2 separate regions of the Homo sapiens genome follow, and region 1 is linked to region 2. Evidence: chromatin loops called from intact Hi-C (ENCODE). Cell type or tissue: B cell. All regions are shown on one strand. Each heading gives the region's core, and the rest is flanking DNA. Links, peaks and the distances in the headings are about the cores only.

What was found. Hi-C counts contacts between places; a loop is a spot of excess contacts. Peaks named below come from ENCODE experiments on the same cell type or tissue, not always from the same donor. Only the 100,000 strongest peaks of a DNase experiment are listed, where the experiment ranks them.
Region 1: it touches region 2 in a loop (2.0-fold over the local background); 3 of 110 quality-filtered maps call a loop at or near these places.

The regions. Positions count from the first base shown.
Region 1 is chr2:168,028,407-168,035,223 of GRCh38, forward strand. The region is part of intron 14 of STK39 (serine/threonine kinase 39); the gene reads right to left. Among named protein-coding and RNA genes, the nearest start is that of B3GALT1-AS1, 91 kb to the left of the region's middle. RefSeq lists an enhancer at 2,710-2,759. In B cell, for the core only: no CTCF peak of the experiment used is centred there; a DNase peak (open chromatin) is centred at 2,745.
Region 2 is chr2:168,087,554-168,094,370 of GRCh38, forward strand. All of the region lies in intron 10 of STK39 (serine/threonine kinase 39), which reads right to left. Among named protein-coding and RNA genes, the nearest start is that of B3GALT1-AS1, 150 kb to the left of the region's middle. RefSeq lists a silencer at 3,073-3,122. In B cell, for the core only: no CTCF peak of the experiment used is centred there; a DNase peak (open chromatin) is centred at 3,098; H3K27ac peaks cover 1,149 bases.

The sequences.
Region 1 (6,817 bases), core at 1,633-4,132, 59 kb before region 2:
CAAGATTATGGAACTATAATGTCACATGTAGCAAGCAGTCCTTTTCAGCATTTAGGATGTCTAGTGAATATATTTATTGAACTTATTTTCACTTATGGGGCAAAGGGGAAAAGGAGTAATCATATAAATACCAGACTCATGTTAATGGCAGGTAGGAGCAGAAACATGATAGTCTGGTCAAAGTTCACACTTTTTTGTAGCAGGAAAAAATGTTAATCATGCTCACTATGTAAGGATCTCTGTAGATCACTGTTCTTTTCAATCAACTGATACAGGACCAGCCTTCATTAACATTATTTGTGCCTTTAAGTTTAGGGTGTGGTGGGTTTTACTGCAGAGAACTCACAGACTCATCATTGTCTCTGTGATGTATACCTCTCTCCCATGCATGAGGCTCCCAAACCAACACGCTAAGTACTTTCTAACAGGAATGTAAAGGCATCTATAAGACATGAACCTAATATGTGTCCATTTGGGACCCAGACATCATGTCTTAGTAGGTGTATTTATACAAACTGAACAGTATATGGCGAGGTGGGTGGAGCTGCACACATTGGTACATTCTGAGATAAATGCATTTTTAAGACAATAGAAGTTTATATCTTTAAGGCACAAACTGTTACAAACTCTAACTATTAAGGACAATTATGGTTTTTGCCAACTAGTTATTTGGTTTAATTCTTGCAAGAAGGATGTTAAATAGTTTCAAAATTAAACTAAATATATAACTGAACATTTTGTTGTTAAAAATAACAGACATTAATTAAAAGGAATGCAGAAAGAGACATTAGTACATACTTGAGATGTCAGTTACTCCAACTGAGCACCGGATTTAGCTTTACTTGCCTGAAACTAAGGCAGAAAAGGGAAACTGTTGCATAGTATAGTTCTAACTTCATCAAAAGAGAAACATGCAAGGCAGATTTTGTTTATCTTGGCATTAATTTCAGGGAAAATTTTATTATGGAAGACCCTTTATAAGGGACACTGAGTAATGTCTTCAACTTATGTTACAAAAGACAGAAGCCTTTTTCATATAAATGTCTTCAACCATATGGTGCAAACGATGAAAGTTTTTTTCTCCCAGGTGCTGAAGACACAATATTAAATCTTGCCTGAGTGATGGCATTTCTGCTGGGAGCTGAAATAATACATCAGAAGCACATTGTTTACTGATGATTTACCTCAACAGAGGGAGCTCAAAGAACCTGGAGAAATGGATCGCCTATACACACTTCTTCCTGAGGCCCCAAAAGTGTCTTGTCAAGTGCTACAAAGGGCGATTTCATGACTGCTTTCTCCGACGGGTATTTGAAGGGGTCTGAAAGTCTATGTACTGATTAGACATAGATCTTTCCCCTTAGCTAAACCATCTGTAGGAAGCAGAAGTAACATTCTGCCATGAACATGCAGGAGACTGGCTTATGTCCTCTCTTGGAAAGCTGGTGGCTAACACCTAAGAGAGTGGGTTGCTGGATGTGGCAACTTCCAAAGGAAGTTCTGTGTCTGGCCAACACCTTGGACATGTACTCAGCTAAATCTCCCAATTTTGGGCCGGGTGCGGTGGCTCATGCCTGTAATCCAAGCACTTTGGGAGGCCGAGGTGGGCGGATCACGAGGTCAGGAGATAGAGACCATCCTGGCTAACACGGTGAAACCCCGTCTCTACTAAAAAATACAAAAAATTAGCCAGGTGTGGTGGCGGGCGCCGGTAGTCCAGCTACTCGGAAGGCTGAGGCAGGAGAATGGCATGAATCTGGGAGGCGGAGCTTTCAGTGAGCCGAAATCCAGCCACTGCACTCTAGCCTGTGTGACAGAGCGAGACTCTGTCTCAAAATAATAATAATAATCTCCCAATTTTGTTGCTTCAGAATAGGGAAGAAGTAATTTTTTTTGCTTAAAAGTTTTAAAGATGTGTGTGATTAATCAAGTGAGTTAGCCATAGAGAACCAGCATAAATCACAAAAAATATAAAGTGAGCAGACAATACATTCTTTAAACTTTAGCCAAGAAATCACAGAAATAGAAACATACTTTAATTTTCCTATTCCTGTAATTTTACTATTAATGTATATGTGTAATCGAATCCAGGGGAAATTATATTAAAGATTAGCAAATTTAAAAGGAAAATGATCACTCATCAAAGGAAAAAACTGTGAAGAACTAATTAATAAGAAGTGTTAACGCCAGTGTCCTCCAGGGTAGAAATGTAAGCAGAATCCCCCTGACTTTTCCACAGGTGGTACTGCAAGATAATTAAATTTGATGATGAATGAGATGGAGCAAGTATTTCCCCTTTTGATCCACTTCAGGTAAAAGGCCTGTAAGTAACTGCATTTACAGTCTAGGATGAATGACCCTTGGGCAGAGCCACTATAAATCCTCAAGTTCAACTTTTCTGAAATTACTTCAGCAAATGATTATTTATAAAATACATAGTTGCACAGAAAGTAACATTGTTCCTAGGCATTTGCTAGGTTGTTAATGTATATCAGAAGGAAACATCCATGCACGAGAATACATCAGGGCACACTTGCCAGGAGACCGGATGAGGACAGGACTTTTCATGCAGAATGTCTAAACAAACCAAAAATCCAAAGATTCTCTCAAGGCAAAAAGAAAGAAAAAATGCATCTGCTTGTTTTTGGAGGTTGGGGTTACATGGTTCTCCAATGACTAACACTCACAGGACTGAAACTCCTCTGGCCTGCCCTGGAGAAGAGCGGAGTGGGTGCCTGAAAGCTGAGAGCAGAGCTTGGAAAGCCCCTTTTAGGGTGACATCTCCCAGAAGGGCAAGGGTACCAGAAGGGGTATGATTTGCATGACAGTATTTAAAGAGACGACAAATACCTGACACTGTTTCCAGGTCAGTTTTTTACAAAATCTATTTTCTTTTTAAATCTGAAGATTCCCTCAAGTAAGAGAAGGGAAATCTGAAGCTCAGCCTTATCTGCTTCCCAGGGATGCCCCTTCTTAAGCCCCACTGCTGTTCTGCCCACACAACTCTTATTAACACAGAGTGGCCCTGAGAAGTGGCCACCACATGAAGCCTTTTCCCTTCTCATTTCTTATGGGCTGAACACACAGTTCAGATTCATGTTGAAAGCCTAACAGCCAGTACCTCAGAATGTGACCGTATTTGGGGACAGGGTCTTCAAAGAGGTAATTAAAGTTAAGTGAGATCATTAGGGTGGGCCCTAATCCAACAGGACAGGTGTCGTTATAAGAAGAGATTAGGACACAGACATGTGCCCGCACAGAGGAAAGATCACATAAGAACAGCAAGAAGGTCTTCTACAAGCCATAGAGAGAGACTTCAGGAGAAGCTAAACCTTTGGGCAGCTTCATCGTAGACTTCTAGGCGCCAGAACAATGAGAAAATAAACTCCTATTGTTTAAGCGACCCAGTTTGTGGTTCTTTGTTAAGGCAGCCCTAGCAAACTAATATACTATCTGATTCTGACAAATATTTAAAAGTCAACATTTGTCCCTTTGGTAAAAACTAAATTTGTTCTCGGCCTCTGGAACACTAACTTATACCACTCATTATTACAATGGTTTGGGAAGACATCATCCCTTCAACGGTTCCAAATAAAGTAAATAAAATGAAATCAATCACTTGGCATAGATACCAGCCACCCTAATTGGAAATTTCCAAGCACCTGAAGTTTGCCAAAAGTAGAAAAACCCTTGTGCTTATTCATGAAATATAGTCTTCAATGGTGCAATGTCAACTCCACCATGAAGGATATATCCAAGGACAAGACTTAAAAGCAGACTGGTATAATATGTAATCGTATTTCAAACGCTCAAAACATTTTCCTCAGTGTTTAAACACATGCCGTGTGATTATCAAATAATAAAGCTGATTTTTGTGTATGAGTCATGGAATCTGTATGATTAGAGCCATAACTCACATTTGGATGATTTGAAAAACTTGTTCTTTGAGAATGTTGAATAAGCAACACCCAGGGGTGTAACTGTACCACCAAGTTAAGGACTTAACAAGACTGTGGGGGTAATGTGTTTTCCATACCTAAGAATAACTAATGAAAAAGATACACCCAACAATTTCCTTCATAATGGTTTCTTCAATGACTGTCCTTTACCTAAACCGTTGACTTCTGACAAGTTTTTAAGACTAGCTTATCTTTCCTGACCTCTTGAGTAAAAATTTAATAAAGGATGTCAGGCTGGACAAAGACAAGTTCTCACTCTTCAGAAGTGTATATACAGTGCATCCTGCAAACAACCTGCTATTTGCCTCTTCACAGTAAAGTGACAGACGTGCTTTTCAGAAAGGAGGTACAAAAAAACAAAGCAAAACAAAAACCTAAAAAACAGTGCCCCTGCGACTGGAGAGAGGAAAGAAGCTCTGAAGGAAAAGATAAGAGGGCCCTTTCCCCGATGGGTAACATATAGGAGAGCTTTCCTCTATGTCTGAGGCAAAATAAAATAACCATTGATTCTCTGTCAACTTTAATTTAAGAAAATTACTTGGTTTAAGAAGAAGTCGAGTTGCTGAATGTTCATTTGAAAAATAAAAGGATGGTAAAGGTTAACAGTTATAAGCCTTTTTGGCAAATACACAGAATTCAAGAGATGGGTCAGAGGAGCTAAGATGTTGGGTAGTCTCTCTCCCCTAAAGAACCTGGCACAGGTCTGCCAACATAAGTACATTCCCAATAAATATTCATGAAGTTGAACTGAATCAAGGGATACAATAGTCGTCCTTACCTGATGCATGGCAGTATATTAAATGTAAGTATACTTGACAACATTTCTAGGTACGGAAGTCAGCAACCTTAACCCTTAATAAACACTCAAGTAACACCAGCAAAAAGAAAAAAAAAAAAGAGTTTCTGGGCTGAGAGCATTTGAGGTGCTTTGCAGGTCAGAGCTATGCTCAATAGAGGAAATATCGCATTAGGACAAAATCTAAGAAAGGTAAAGGGCTCTGTTCCATTGAAGAGACTTCCGGCTACGAAACTATTCCTCCTGAGCAGTGAGCCAACAGTCAACATTTGGGATGGTGGGTTCAGCTCAGACAAGACTCAATATATAGAAGCTGTGGCCTACTCTGGCCTTGGTATATGTAGCAGAGCTCTGGATGGCTACAAAAGCTTTACATTTATGGCTCTAAAACGCTGTTCCTGAGCCACCTGTGCACTGAGTTTCAGGCTGTTCTGAAGTGTACAATACACTTATTTTATTTGAACAGAGAAGGCAGGGGAGCATAACTCCTTGTAACAGCCTCTTTTCTGACTCCTTTCCTATCCTTTCATCAAGAGGAGTCAAAGGAGAGCACAAAGTACTTGGTTGCTTAGGCCGACTCAGCCTGTCCTACCTTGGTTTCTGGAGATAACATTCTGGAGTTTAAATACGGATTGTAACACTGACGAGCTATGAGACCTTGGGGCAATTTACTTAACTTTCCAAGTCTTTCTCTCTTCATCTATAAAATAAGGTAGTGACACGAACTACTTCATGGCATAACTATGAGGAGAAGGCATGGACAGTGCCTTCTGCAAGCACTCAGTATTAGTGAAAAAACATCAACAGCAATATGTATAATCTTTAGGTGTTGTGTTTTACAAGTCCAATCTTAGTCCCTGCCCTGAGATCTTTTCTGTCTCATCCCTTCACCTATCCTAAACAAGAGTGTAGGTATCAAATCCTCCACTGAGTCCTACAGCAGCTGCTAACAATGAACCCAACATACATAACAAGATTTGGGGGAGGCAGGCCCCTGCATGTCCTCAAGCGGCCCAGCATTGCTTGAGTAAACAGGCCCTGACCATGTGGAGGTGGAGACTGACACTCTGGCTTGGGGTTTGAAACAAAGAGACTGGGATTGACTTACCTTGATAATTGTCAGGGAGTGAAACAAGCCCATGAGAATCTGAGAAGTTTTCTGATAATCCAGCTAATAATTGTTGCCCTTATAAATAAATTTAAAGTAATGGCTTTGTTTGGTGAAATCAAAGAGCCAAGTTCATGTGAAGTTAGAAGATATAGAAGACTGAAACATGCTTAAAGTGTGTGATCCTGTCAAATCAGAGGAAGTCTCTGACGAAAAAAGGGATGGAAGAAAAGCACCCATTTTGCCAGTGGCTGGCCACCATTGCTGGTAACTCTCTTCCTCTGCACCAGAAGACAGAGCACACATGGCACTGATGTTACACACTCTCCAGCATTCAGGAACTCACTGGACTAAGGGATACCTGAAGGACCAGTGCTCCAAACACAGGGTGCTATTTAATTGTGGCTCTCATCATTGCTGTTATTATGGATCGGTCACGCAGAAACGCTCCTGGCAACCAGTGACAGCACAGAGCATTATGAAGATGGCCCTGCCATGTTTTGTATTCTGAACATTAAAAACCAGTTTGGCTCAACAAACGAGCAGCGGGTGCCATGCTAATTATATAACTTCTTAGAGCACTAATAGGATTTCCCACTGAGCCAACTGGGAGAAAAAAACCATAATACTCATTTTTATCTGCATCTCAGCAATAGTGACCTCCTTCAGCCTGTTGATGTGGTCATTAATAAAACATTTAAAAATGACCTGAACAGAGAAGTGAAAAGGCTTTTTACAAAAATAGAGCTTGTATCTGACTGCCAAACCGCCATGTATTTGAAAGACTTGGAACCAATATCAAAGTTGGTCGTTAATGATTTGAGGTTGGCCTGGGAACCTCCTGTATCCAGAAGGGTTGTTCATGCTTTTGACTGGTTATGAATGAAAAAAGATTTCTGCCTTTGAGGGGTTTTAAAAGATGGAAATAAGGATGTTTGTGATGGTGCTCTTGCT
Region 2 (6,817 bases), core at 1,920-4,419:
ACAGCTTTAGCTGTGCCCTAGAGCTCCAGCTTGCTCTTCCTGACAGCCTACCCTGGGAATGTTAGGCTTGCCTAGACCGCCCCCATAAATCAAGTAAGCCAAGTCCTTGCAATGTATCTCTTTATAGGTCTCTCCTACTGGTTCTGTTTCTCCTGTTGAAGCCTGACTGATACACTAAAATCCAGCAGCCTCACTATCGGTATTTATAAACAAAAGGCAAATTAGCTAGCAGAAGAGCAATACCCCCCATAACAGAATATGTTAATGTCTCTAAGTGAAATATTAAGAGAAACTGAACTGAAAGGACAAAAAATGAAAACTAAGATGATATGAATTACCATAACTTAAGAGAGACTAAATTCTTACCTTACAAAGACACCTGAAATAAAGATCAGGGGTTAGCTACTGGTTAAACATCATTTATGTTAGGTCTAAGAAATATAATCGACACCACCCCCTTGGAAAACCTTCTGTCAAGAACTACGTCTGCTTAGGGATTAATGACCCGAGAAAAAACCTGGAAAGACACTCAAATGCACTGATTTTTGTGGAATGGAAACTCCATTCAGACTCACAAGATGTAATATAGAAAATATTCCTAATATTCTAATTTCACTAAGATATCTGATTTTTTTCAACATACAAATGTATGCAAACATTTCAGAATAACTTTTAAATGTCACTACCAAGGGGGTTCCTTCATAAAAATTATTACTAACTGCCCTAAAGATACATTTGGTCTATTACTCAGCTTACAGTTCCTGGATAAATGGCAGCAATAGGCTCTCTGAAAAAGTAGGTCAATACATAGTCAATTTTCAGTGTGGTCTCTATTATCAAGGACCAAGTCAAGTCTATCACCTGCATAGAGAGAGATATATACATGATATGCCTCTTCCATGTGAAAAAGGAGGCACAGAAATCAGTTGCTATCCTGTCCCCCAGCAGCAGAACTTCACAGTTCCTCACTGTTGATCAGAGTGTGAGTTTCAAATAGAAACATGTTTTTATTCTTCCTGGTTAGAAAATTAATTCAAATCCATATTATGGAATAGTATGTAGCCAGTAACAAGTATCAGAGACCATCAAAATATAACAAGTAGAAAAGGCTAATAGAGAACAGCATCCACCACTGTGTAAAAGAAAATGAGGAGAGGCACACATACACATTTCTAGATATGTTCGTATATGCACATAGCATTTTGGGAAGCATTTACAGGATGTGGTAATGCCTACTGGGTTGGAGACTTTTTCACCATGTTGTACACTTCAAGGAGGCCCAATAAATAACCCTCTCTCCTCCTATCACTAAACTAACTTAGAAATCAGACCAGTAAGCATAAAAGGATCAAAAATCACCCTTATTACTTATAAAGGTGATATCTGAGATTGTGGCTTAAACACTGAGTAAACAGCCTTTCTTTCTCAGTTGAGAAACTGATCTCTAGATTTCGAAGAGACTCCCCTAGGGCTCCCCAGCGATGTTAATCAGCACATTCCTCCCTCACACCGGTGGTCCTCAGTGACCAAGGGTACCTCCCTGGGTGAGCAGGCCAGCTCCAGGAGAAAGTGAGGAAGACGGAGTGGGGCCACAGTTTTGTGCCTGATTTTTCCCTCCAAATTCACTAATCAGGTAAGTTCCTAGGCAAAGAGTGTCCTAGAATGTTTTGCTAAAGGAACATCAGGAGTGGAAAAGCAACATTCTCCCTGCCTTCTTCGTCCAGTAAAGGTTTTGCATCATTTGAATTTTTATCATTATGAGTTACACTGTCAGTCAAAACAGAAGTATCTAAAAATTAAAAACATACTTCTTTTAAAAAACACAAACAACATGGAAGCAGATAAAACAGAAAGTATAAGTAACCACTTCCTGTTTCTAAACAAGGTACAAAGATGTGACTTTCAATGGAAGGATAAGTTGCCTAATAACTTTTCAAGAACTAAAAAATGAAAAATATTTCTAAAACCTCAACATGACAATATGGTCAAATCAAGAATGTCAACTTATTTTCACCTGCATTTATTGCAATACATGTTAACAACTTAGGATTTCTAACATTTTTAATAGATGTATTCTTTGAGACAGTTTCGCTCTTGTTGCCCAGGCTGGAGGGCAATGGCGCAATCTCGGCTCACCACAACCTCCGCCTCCCAGGTCCTAGCAATTCTCCTGCCTCAGCCTCCCGAGTAGCTGGGATTACAGGCGCCCGCCACCACGCCCAGCTAACTTTGTATTTTTAGCAGAGATGGGGCTTCTCCATGTTGGTCAGGCTGGTCTCGAACTCCTGACCTCAGGTGATGCACTTGCCTTGTCCTCCCAAAGGCATGAGCCACCGCACCTGGTCTAATATTTTATTTTTATGCAACAAATTCTGGAATGAAGACTCACTGTTATAATAAGCTATTTGGTTTGGTCAATGAAACTGCCATTAAGTTTTTGAATGCATAGTAATGTAAAGATATGAGTTCATGTTTATTAATACTCTGCTTTTCCATTCCTCTCCGAGGTAGCTGAGTTTGTGTTCTTCTACATTCTGTCTACAGAATAATGGATACTGTTGTTTTTGTTAAGGTGGCATTTGCTACAAAATTCCAAAGATATTGAGAAAATGTTCTAGCATATAAGAAAATTTGGAAGTGGGAAAGCATGTATCCCGAAAGTAAGATGCAGTTACATCTGTTCTGTGTCCCTATATTTAGAGTATCCTGCATTTAGTAGGGACCAAAGATACATTTGTTGAATGAATGAATGAATGAATGAATAACAATTTTCTGCTCCCTGAAGAAGGTCTTGCCAGAGCAAACCTGCACCACAAGGAAACTTCTCCCCATCTTCCCTCATGCTTTCCCCTTAGAGAGGGATGTCAGGAGCTAGTGACATTGTATCCTAGAACTGCTGAAGGGATATGAAGAAAAAGAAAAGTAAAGAGGACTCCATTAGTTTCTGAAACCCTTTAGTTCCCCATATCCAACATAACTGAAACTCGAGCAGTCAACAGAAAACCTTGCTCTGAAACTGTTCACCTCTGTGAACCAGCACTCAACACAGACACTACTAGTGCACAACAGGTACCGTAGAAATATTAGTTGAACAAGTCAAATAAATACCCTAGGCTAAAACGTAAGACACAGGAACATTCTGGGCCAAGAGTCTCACCCTGAGACTCAAAGGCATTTTACCATGTCCTCAGAAAACAACCATCTTTTGCCATCACCGGCCTTTTCGCTGTGGGGATGTGGTTAATAGTGATGAGTATAGGGAGGCTGAGGGGCTTAATTTATTCCATCTGCTTAAGCAAAGTAGCAGCTGGTGTCAAGAAAACTCTGGGCCTTCCTCTAAGTATCTTGAAGATACTGCGAGGAAAGGCATGGTTCTAAACGCCAAATAATGACAGAGCTGATGATCAAAATAGATGGGCCCATCTGCCTCTGAGATGACATATTAACATCCTATCGTGCTGGGAATAATTCAAAGAAGCAAACAGACCCATGTTGGTTCACTAAAATCATTTTCCCCTTGTAATCAACTCATTTCACTATCATGCTGTCTGCAAAGGGCAGAGACTTCAGATGTGAGGATAGAAACACAAACAGGTGCACACACACACACACACACACACACACACACACATGATACAGCACAGACTTAAACTCTGGTTTGAAAGACTGAAGGGTCTGATTCCAGCACAAGTTTAAATTGATAGGAAAGAAGAGCCAATGACTGCATCACAAGGTCCCTATGCAGAAACATGCCTCACATTTAAACTTCTACTCCATCTCCACAGCTCACTCCACCCAAGTTATCTTCTCATGTCTCTCTCATTCAAAACTCACAAAAATATAAGGAGACAAGGAATCCCCTGAATTCCCATTGGAGGCTAGAGCCTCTGAGGGAGATGAGATAGGAACTGCCAGAAAGCTGCCCCAAGTCCTGGTGGGACAGTGTTGTCATCACACAAACTGTTTAGCTGTGGTGTCAGATTCCTCAGTTATTGGGTCAGAAAGGCAGAAAGATTATCACCCTATGTGCAGAAAGACTGACAGGTGTGACACGCTGACGTTGTGTGTCAAAATGAGAGAAAAACAGACCTTCAACTTTCTCTTCTTCTTGGCTACTACATTCATTTTTGTTACCTTTTTTTTAATGAAAATGTTCATAAATGCATAAGGTGAAAATAGGATAACAAACCTCTTTTACTCACCTTCAACATTATCAACATTTTGCCAATCTGATTTTATCTATACATTCCAACTCTTTTGCTTCAGTATTTTTAAACTAAATCCCAAACATGGTATCATTTTACCTGTAAATACTTCAGTATGCTTCTCTGATAAGGACATTTAAAAACATGATCACAATATCATTTTCCCAAAGAACAAAATCACCAATAATTCCTTAGAATCTAATATCAGTCTACGTTCAATTTTGTCCTACTGTCTCAAAAATGACTTTTTCAGTTTACTTATTCAAAACTGGATCCCCCCAAAATCCAAATGTGGTCCACACTCTGAAATCTATAACCATTGTTGTCAGGGTCTCTCTTAGAGCCATCATATCCACTTAAACAAGCTCCGATTTAGATGCTGCTGTTTCAGCCAAAAGGACAGAGTAGGAACGTCAGTGTTTTCCTATTGCTAACAGAGAACACCATCTTCACAGGGATCAGACACCTGTTCCTTACATCATCAGGACAATTCTCAGTCCTCAAGGAAAGCAATAATGGAAGCTCCACTGTAAAAATGCTCCAGACAGGAGTTTTATCTCAGGGGCAATGTCTCAACTGTGATCAAATTCAATACTAAAAAGGGCCATAAATTCTATCTTGTTAATTCATTTCATACTAACAGAAGACTGCTAGAGCAGCAAAATAAATAACACAGATTTACCTGTAAATGGTTCTCAAAGACTATGTATTCTAATTCATCTATTTTCCTAACAAGGGCCAGCCACTGATTTTAAAAACAAACAAGAAATAACATAGCTGTATATGTATATTCTCACACAGTGAATAAAGATAAAATACCGTTTAAAAAATTCAAGCTTCAGAATCCATGGTAAGATAGAGGAGAACAGGTATTGAGAAAAACTGAGTTTCACAAGTAACCCAGGTCACACTGCAGGACCTAAGCTTCTTTATCTAAGGATCTAATCCTCTCATCACATCTGCTCATCGTTAGTAAAACTAGGTATATTTGAGTACCATCATTTTTTTTTCTTTTTCTACCTAATCCCAATAAGAGTCCAATGGCCGCATTGTAGATGGCTAAAAGCAGAAGGGCAAAAGGCACTCAGAAAATTCAGAACACGGAAGAGAATCAGTTCTTGAGTTAAGAGGCTGTGTGCAGGCTACGCACTCCCAGGGTACGGAATCTTTCGCACACAATGTTCTCAGCTGTCACTCCCGTGGTTGGACACACATGTTTCTCTCTCCAGGCCACCCTCTCCTGTGATTTGCAGACATGCATATTGGTCTCCTGTGCATCTCCCCCTGGAAGCCCTGCAAGAATCTCTCGCTCAACACATTCAGAATGTTCAGCATCTTTCCCAGGAAATGTTTCCTCCCATCTTCCAAACAGTCTGTAAGTCAGAAAGCAGGGAGTCAGTCTGAGCTTTTCCATAAAGCTCTCCTTATCCTTCACCATCTTCTCAAACTCCCATTCCCATGAAAACCTTTCAAGACCTAAGCTGTACTAGTCCATTCTCATACTGCTATGAAGAAATACCCAAGACTGGGTAACTCATAAAGAAAAAGAGGTTTAATGGACTCACAGTTTCACATGGCTAGGGAGGCCTCACAATCATGGCAGAAGGCGTGGGAGGAGCTAAAGCAACATCTTACATGGCAGCAGGCACATGAGCATGTGCAAGGGAACTGCCCTTTATAAAACCATCAGATCTCATGAGACTTATTCACTGTCACAAGAACAGCATGGGAAAACCCGCCCCCATGATTCAACTACCTCCCAACGGGTCCCCATGGATTATGGGAGCTACAATTCAAGATGAGATTTGGGTGGGGACACAGCCAAACCATAAGTCATGTCAACCCTGCCTCCTAAATATCTCTTCTACCTATTCTCTGCCTGCTCTGCCTTTGTTCCCACCTATCCTCACTTGCACAGCACAGTCTGCCAACTACCAGTCCACCAACCTGACCCCTGCTTCCAGTCTTATCCCTCTAAACCACAACACACTGCCACACTGCTGCCTCAGAGCTCTCTCTAAAGGCAAACTGGTCGCTGCATGTCTCTACTGAAATTCTTATCACAGCTCCTCATTTGTGGGTGGTGGGGGGAAAGCCCAATCTCCTCATCAAGACACAGGGACACTTTTTGCTCTGGCTCCTGCCCACCTCTGCATATCTTCCCTCTATTTCAATCACACAAACAATTACTCTCCAACACATTTGCAAGTACTTGCCCATGCTGGTCCCTCCACCTGAGATGGGCCTCCTTGCCTCTAGGGAAGGAAGACTACCACATATCTTACACAGGACAACTATAGGACCAAGTCCTTCACAGGGTCCTCCCCAGCCCTCCCCAGCATGCTGTGCGCCATTCCAACCCAGCATTCATCCTGATGCTCAGTGGTTGTTTCCAGGCCAAGTCCTCCCCTGATCTGTGGGGACCACTACCCTCCCAGTCATCCAGGCTCAAATTCACACTGCCAACTTTCATTCTTCTCTTGGGTTACTTACAGAGTGAGTCTTATCTCTGTAGCCTCGACACAGTCCTGGTACTTGATATATGAACAATAAATGTGCACCAAATGAAAAGTTGTCTTTGTGCATTTTCAATATTTTTCTCCCCCTCCACA